Linked DNA regions of Homo sapiens: region 2 is linked to region 1. A link is a loop called in an ENCODE intact Hi-C map of the cell type or tissue named here. Cell type or tissue: GM12878. All regions are shown on one strand. Region 1 has its middle 38 kb from the start of ADGRL4. Region 2 has its middle 140 kb from the start of LINC02792.

What was found. Peaks named below come from ENCODE experiments on the same cell type or tissue, not always from the same donor. Only the 100,000 strongest peaks of a DNase experiment are listed, where the experiment ranks them.
Region 2: it touches region 1 in a loop (2.1-fold over the local background); 1 of 110 quality-filtered maps calls a loop at or near these places.

The regions. Positions count from the first base shown.
Region 1 is chr1:79,042,775-79,046,774 of GRCh38, reverse strand. No RefSeq gene overlaps it. Among named protein-coding and RNA genes, the nearest start is that of ADGRL4, 38 kb to the right of the region's middle. In GM12878, a CTCF peak has its summit at 1,573 (motif pointing right); no DNase peak of the experiment used is centred here.
Region 2 is chr1:79,458,727-79,462,726 of GRCh38, reverse strand. No RefSeq gene overlaps it. Among named protein-coding and RNA genes, the nearest start is that of LINC02792, 140 kb to the right of the region's middle. RefSeq lists an enhancer at 1,179-1,228. In GM12878, no CTCF peak of the experiment used is centred here; a DNase peak (open chromatin) is centred at 1,736; H3K4me3 peaks cover 626 bases; H3K27ac peaks cover 1,026 bases.

The sequences.
Region 1 (4,000 bases):
TGATAATTTCTATCTTGTACTATTGTTGCCAAGATTGACTAAAGATTTATGTGAAAGTTGCACTGTCACACAAAGCTTTATACTAATATAATGGATTACTGTGCTAATGGTAGTGATTAATATTTTGGGCCAATTTAACCAGATTACATTTTCATCCAACTTTAATGCAGTCTTTGGTAGTTAATCCACCCTGCATAAACCAAGTAAAATATATAGATTTATCAGATAATTTAACCTTTTTATTGATACATAATACATGTACATATTTTTGGAGTACATGTGATAATTAGATATATTCATGTAATATATAAAGATCAAATCAGGGTAATTGGGATATTCTTCACCTTAAATATTTAGTTTTTTCTTTATGCTAAGAACATTCAAACTGATAGATTTGAATCTTAATGAAAATCTGTTGGCAAAAATAAAGTAATGAATTGGCACACAAACCAATGCATAATGGTAAGTGGAGTGTATGCTGAAGTAGGTAATCCATTTGGGGTTCTAATCACTTCATACATCCTTCATTTGGTTTCTGTTGGTCTGTGAAATATATGGATTGGATTATAGATCCCCCAATTTTCTATTTAGCTATACATTTTCATATTTATTTTCAAAATAAAAAATCAATGTTGTTTTATAAATCACAAATAACATAACAATACTGATAGCAAATTGTACTTTTATGAGTCAAACATTATTTTATAGCCATTAGCTCAAATTGTCTTCAACATCTCCACCTCCCCCTAAAAAGCTGTGGTGTGAGAATGGTAGAACAGACATTACTATCCCATTTTACAGAAAAAACCACTAATGCCAATTAAGGTTATAAGCGTCAAGAATAAAACCATAAGGTGTTCAATTGATACTGAAGTCCAGATTATTTTTTAATTTCAAGAGAAAAAAAGAATTTCAGAATTCCTTATGATACGGGAGTGCTGGAAATGGAAGAGCATGGTCCCTTTAAATGATACAGAAGGAGGGAAGGGAAGCGCTGGGTGTAGCAGGGCGTGGTCCCTGGCTAGGGCTCCACCCCCACGGACCTAGGTGAGGACAGGCAGTCCTGCCATTTCGCCTAAATGTTGCATTTCCCAAGACCACCCTGGCCCACCACGTCCCCATCCTGGGCCTATAAAATCCCGAGACCCTACCAAGGCAGAGACAGAGGCAGCTGGCAGAGACAGAGAAACAGTTTGGCAGAAGACACAAGAGGCTGGACGTCGAGAGGACGTCAATGGGAGCACGCTGGCAGAAAAGCACACTAACAGACGAGGGTACACTGGCAGGCCTTCGAAGGCCGGCATGAGGCGGAGTTTGGCCGGGGCAGTCAGAGGAAAGCTGGGGCTGCCAAATGACTCAACTCTGAGGGAAAACCATCTCCCTTCTGGCTCCCCTATCGTCGGAGAGCTACTCCCACTCAATGAAACTTTGGACTCATTCTCCAAGCCCACATGTATGTGATCTGATTCTTCCCATACACCAAGGCAAGAACCCAGGATACAGAAAGCCCTCTGTTCTTGTGACAAGGTAGAGGGTCTAATTGAGCTGGTTAACACAAGCTGCCTATAGATGGCAGACTAAGAGAGCGCCCAGTAATACATGCCCACTGGGGGTTCAGGAGCTGTAAACACTCAACCCTAGACAGTGCCATGGGGTCGGAGCCGCACAGCCTGACCATCTGTATGCTCCCCTAGAGGTCTGAGCAGCGTAGCACTGAAGAAGCGAGCCACACACCCTGCCTCAAACCCTGTAGGGGGACAAGCAAACTTTTCCCGTTTCACTTAAAACATCTTTCTGACACATGAAAAAAGTCACTGATCATAGAGCATGTTTATTTATATTAAAAATAAAATTTTCCATGAGTTAAAAGATTAAAATACAGAGATTAAAGTGCTTTATTTCACTTATTAATATATAAAAGCAAGAAAATTAAACGTATTTAGTTTTCATTAAATATTTTTAACAAATGGTGTTAAAATAATTATTCACTGAAGTTTTTAGATATTCGGCACTTCTCCTTAGCAAGTTCTACTTATATTTCAAATAGCACATCTAAAAAAAAACCATATAATTATTATATGACATTTAAAAGTATTAGTGTTTTTTTCTCTGGATTTAAACGTGAGTAAATAAATCATATTATATCCGTAAAACTTCTAGAGTTGGCAAGAATCTAGTTTAGTCACATTCACATTTTATTTTAAAGCCATGAATTCCCTTAATAAAAATGTACTCATACAATTAGTAGCAATTGTTTTTAGATAAAATAACGTTTCTTTGATTCAAAATAAACATTCATGAGCTACGTTAAGATATGTAAAATAAACATTTTAGGAAAATGATCTGTAGCTGTATTTCTGAATGTTCATGTCATATGTTACCAGCTTTGATACAGTTCATGAAATTTGAAGTACAGCAATACAGACTGTACCATTTATATGTCAAAGACATTTTAATGCTACCTCTTGAAACTGTTCTACTACTGATTTCCTGGTGAAAAATAATACATTTAAATAAACTTCAGGTAGCTGAAAGACTACCACAAATTAAGACACAATAAAAGTTATGTACCTCTTTTAATAAATTCAATGTAGAAAGTTAATAACGAGTTGTAAATTTTCCTTTTGTCATTGGGTGACATCAAATAATGTATAACTGTCACAAGACTATTAGCATACAGACTGAGGAAAGAGTTGATAACAAATGCTAACAAATAAATAAACTTTCTAGTGCAACTTTAAACTTACTCTGGACTCTATTCCTTATTTTAGGAAACTAAATTCAGAACAGGGTGAACATATGTACTGCATTTTAACACCTATGTTTGACAAGATTTGTGAAAATAAAATGTCAGAATAATAGTTTTTGAGGGAACTGGAACTTTTAAAACCATGAAGTGAACTGAAAAGAAGAAAGGGAGGGAGAGAAGGAGGGAGAAAGAAAAAGAAAGGGAAATGAGGAGGGGAGGGGGTGCAGAGCAGAGAGCAAGGAAAAAATTCCTGATGCCTTAATCAACAAACTTGCCTCCCTTTGCCTTGTGTTCCATCACTTGGAGCAGTTTGTCAGTTGGCAGAATGAAGAAGTAATTCACAGATTCTGCACATTCCAGTCATAATCACAGGAATGAATTCGGGACTTCCTAAGATTTCACTGAGGAGATGCAACTTTGCATAACCCATGCGGAAATTCATTTCATCTGTTTTCATTTTATTCTATCTATCGTGTATTTTTGATGACGAAATGGGAAAGAAAAAATGAAATTCTATCATACGAATTTCTGTTAAATATCATTTTAGCTATCAGTTGTCACACCTGCTATTTGATGCATTTCAGTCAATTGACACAATTATATATTTTTGCAACCTATATCATTTTCTGAAGCCTTATTTATTTTACAGTAAATCCAATTTATTTTATTCAAATATCTTAACAGATACCAAATATTTGTTTCTCATATGTTTAAATATTTTTCAGTATAAATCTGCAAGGTATTGAATAATATGCCTCTTTTTAAGCTAAAATGAGTCACTATTTTTTATAATGTCATGACAGCTCTGAAGGCTCTCTTTAGAAACATCCAGGTCAGCACATGCACTTAGATTTTCTAATTTTTATTTTTATTATACACAAATTACAGTTGCATATAATTATAGAAGTGGTGTTCCGCTTTTTTAATACAACATGGAAAGAGTAAATTAAGCTAATTAACTTCAAATATTTAACATTTGTTGACGAACACATTAGAAATTTACTCTCAGCAACATTGAAACATAAAGGACTCAATTATCAGCTATATTCACCAAGCTGTGCAATTCACCTAAAAAAAAATAAAACATATCCCTCCTTACTGAGGCTTTGTACCCTTTGACTGTAATCCTCCCATTCCCCCACAGCCCAGTTGCTAGTAACTACCATCCTACTTTTTGGTTCTGTGACTTCTATTGTTTTAGGTTCCACATATAAGTGAAAATATGTGGTATTTGACTTCCTGTATTTGGCT
Region 2 (4,000 bases), 420 kb before region 1:
ATCACAACTGCTATGAAGACATCAATTATGGCCAGACATCCTTTACTAAACGGCATCCCTCTGACCCTGCACAATTTTTCAAATTGTAACAGAACACAAGTCTTCCAATGCCAGTTTTTTGTTTTTGTATTTTTCAGAATAGAAAACAATGTACTGAGGAAAACAGAAAGTGAAGAAAGTATAAGGTATGAGGGTTACAGTTACTTTCATGGGAATGGCAATTCTTGGATTGTATGTTAAATATCAAAGCACTGAAACCCAAAAGAAGTGGAATGGGTAGGATTATTAGGCAAAACATAAGACATCCAGTTATATTCTAATTTCACATGAACAATGAATACTTTTTAGTATAGCTATCTACCAAAGATTGCATGGTACTTGCCCAGTGAATGTCCACTCTCGCTATTTTGGTTGGGGTACACTTAGACTAGAAAAGTTTTTGTTGTCTATTTGCAATTAAAATTTAACCAACCATCCTGACTTTTTTTTTTTTTTTTTTTTTTGAGATGGAGTCTCGTTCTGTCACCCAGGCTGGAGTCTAGGCTCACTGCAACCTCTGCCTCCTGGGTTCAAGCAATTCTCCTGCCTCAGCTTCCTGAGTAGCTGGGATTACACGCACGTGCCACCACACCTGGCTAATTTTTGTATTTTTAGTAGAGACAGGGTTTCACCATGTTGGTCAGGCTGGTCTCAAACTTCTGACCTTGTGATCCGCCCACCTCGGCCTCCAAAGTGCTGGGATTACAGGCGTGAGCCACCGCGCCCGGCCTGACTTTTTATTTGCTAAATCTGGCAGCCTTAGGAATGGGGGCTGGACTGAAAGCACATTTGTATGAACATGTGTAGGCAAACAGCTCAGTTGATGAATTTGAAGCTGGGTTTCTGGTGGAAATCCAAGAATCACTATAATTTAAATTTTCAAGGCTACATAAAGGCAATACCATATAGAGCAATGCTTTAGAACATCATTCAGTGGAGTCAGACAGATTTGAGTCCTGGCTTCTCTAACTCATATCTTACTGGTGTGACTCTATGCAAGTTATTTTCGGTGTCTTAATTTCAACCTCCTCATAGTTAAAAATTGAGATAATTATCTCTTGGTGTTTTACAAGGATTGAACGAAATAATTCACAAAACTAAATTTTAAAATACCATTGAGTAAAACATAAACAAGAAACCCCTTGAGAGTTGGAGGTTTCAGTAAGCTGAGATGGCGCCACTGCCATCCAGCCTGGTGACAGAGCGAGACTCTGTCTCAAAAAAAAAAAAAAAAGGAATCCTCTTGATACTGTTGCTCGTGGGCTATAATTTTTAGCACATCTTAGAATGACTAACAGTTAAAACATGTTAATAAAGCACATTGTTGATAACTGCAGGTAGAACAACACTAAAACATCAAATCCTCAATACAGTTAACGAGAAACAGTCTAAGGCAAAAGGGACTGAGGTTTTGGAGGTAGAGAGAAACTTTCACCTGTCATAGCATAGCTTAATGTACTGGAAAAATTTTGATTTTTGTTTTTAACTTTTACCCTATGTATGTATTCCTTATTGAAAATGTTGAACAGGAAACCATCTAGCAGTCCCTGCTGAACCTCAATATCAGGTTTTCTAAAACCAGCACTGAGATTAGTTTTATTTTAGAGACCACTGAGGAACAGAGAAAAACACAGAAGAGATTCAAGGGCAAGCATGGGCTTCAGCTTCTCGGACACTTAAGCACCTGAAATAGAAACAGAGAAACCATAAAAGTTGTAAGTTTACCTCATCTGCTCCATCACTGTATTTGTCACAAGGGGAATCAGTTCACTTTTGGTAACTTCCTTCTTAAGAGTACTGTCATCCCCTCAGTGACACATTGGCTGCCCAGAGTTTCATCAACAGTGAAACAGCCAAAGCTGACCATATAACTTTCATTCTCAAAGAAGAAGCATTCCATGTTATTGATAACATCCACTGGTTAAGAATTCTGCTCTTGATGATGTTAAGAGAGTTGACATATTTTCAATATCAACTGTCATTTCTCAAGCTGTAAGCATAACAGATGTTTGTTGAATAATACTCAGGTATTTCTTAGATGGGTGCAGGACACCTAATGTCTACTCTAAACATAAAATCTATTATTGAAAAAATATATAATTGCTGGACCATTGCTGTTGTTTTCAGATACAACTGTATTTTTTAGGTTAAAAAAGTTTTGTACAATAGTCAATGGATGTTGCATTGAATCCTGAACACTGCTTTCATTTTATTGTAGTTTAAATGTAAAATAAGTCTGTTAACTAAAATGGAAGTCACCGAGTACTGAAATTTTGGAGACTCAGCTTGTCAAGATTGTGCTTTATTAACAATATTATATTGAAATAACTGGTCCTCAGATATGTTAATCCCCACTGTCTAGGGAATCTCAGTCAGTTTTTCAGTATTTTGGGCAAGAAAACTAGTTTTGAAGGTAAGTGGCAATTGGTCTAATTCTTGGCTATGGCAGTCACCTGTTTTATGTTCTGTAGCCACTTGGAGTCTTATTTTTCATACCTGACTGAGTTTTTCTGAAAACAGTAGATAAAGCCGTGATTGTGGTAATAGCACATAGCAAGAGCTTGAGGACAAAGGTTCCAATTCTTCTTTCTCCTCCTTTTAATTCCTTCTCTCCCACAGCATCTTTGACCAAAGTCTGTATGTATGGTGTTACTACTTTTACATTTATGTATGGTGTTACTACTTTTTTTTAGACTTAGCAATAGTGGTATTCACGTATATTTACATCCCTATATAATTTACTTTTTATTATGAAATATTAATTAAGTAATTATGAGAAGAGAAAAAAGTGCATTGTGAGTAATAAGAAGTTACAGGCAATAGGATAGGGGACTCACATAAAGTAGAAAACCTAAGAATGGTTTTCTGAAATTACAATGTAAGTTAGAAATAACCACTTGCCCATTTAGGAGAGTTAAGTGAAAAGCGAGATATTTCTGCCTGGAAAGTTCAGGCACATCTTGATGTGGCATATGAAACTTGGAAGTTGTGTTGATTGTGGAGATAGTGGAAAGGGCATTGTACACAGGGAAAAGTATAGTAGAATCACCAAGTTTGGAAATAATGTAGCTAGAAATGCACAAGGATATGCAAATACTCCATTCTGGCTATAGTATAGAGTACAAGAAAAAGAAGAGTGGGAGGTAAGTCTGGAAAAACAGCTCGGCGAGAGCTTTTAAAGAGCTTTTATTCAATTAAGGGAGTTGGAAATGTTTTCAGTTAGCAATGGGGAATCATCGAAGATTTTTCAGTTGAGGGTAGGGAAGTGCCTGATCAGAGTTTTGTGTTCAGATTATCTATCTGGCAACATCAAGTTATGTAGATTGGAGCAGAAACAGACTAGAGGCTGCGAAACATTTTAAAATGTGCATTTGTCAGTTAGAGTAGACAATAATGAGTCCATACGCTTGAGCAGTGAAATTAGCAATGGCATCTCATTTAGGTAGAATTGCAGGTGTCCGTGGAGGGAATGAGGACTGCTGGGGATCTCCTGCTTACCAAACAGAGAAGAATTGTAGGTATTAGAGGGTAGGAAGGGTAGGGGGCAGGAAACAATAGGGAAGAGTTGGTTAACAGCTACAAAATTGCAGCTAGATAAGAGTAATAGCTTCTAGTGTTCTATAATAGCATCCCCAACGTTTTTGGTACCAGGGACTGGTTTTGTGGAAGACAATTTTTCTACGGCAGGGTGGGTAGGGGTTGGGGAGATGGTTTTGGGATGAAACTGTTAGGCATTAGATTCTTATAAGGAGCACACAACCTCGATCCCCTTGCACGTGCAGTTTACAATAGGGTTTGTTCTCCTGTGAGAATCTAATGTCACTGCCGATCTCACAGACAATAATGCTCGCTCATCTGTCACTCATCACCTGCTGTATGGCCCGATTCCTCACAAGCCATGAAGCAGTACTGGTCCACAGCCCGAGGGTTGGGGACCCCTGTTCTGTAGCACTGTAGGGTG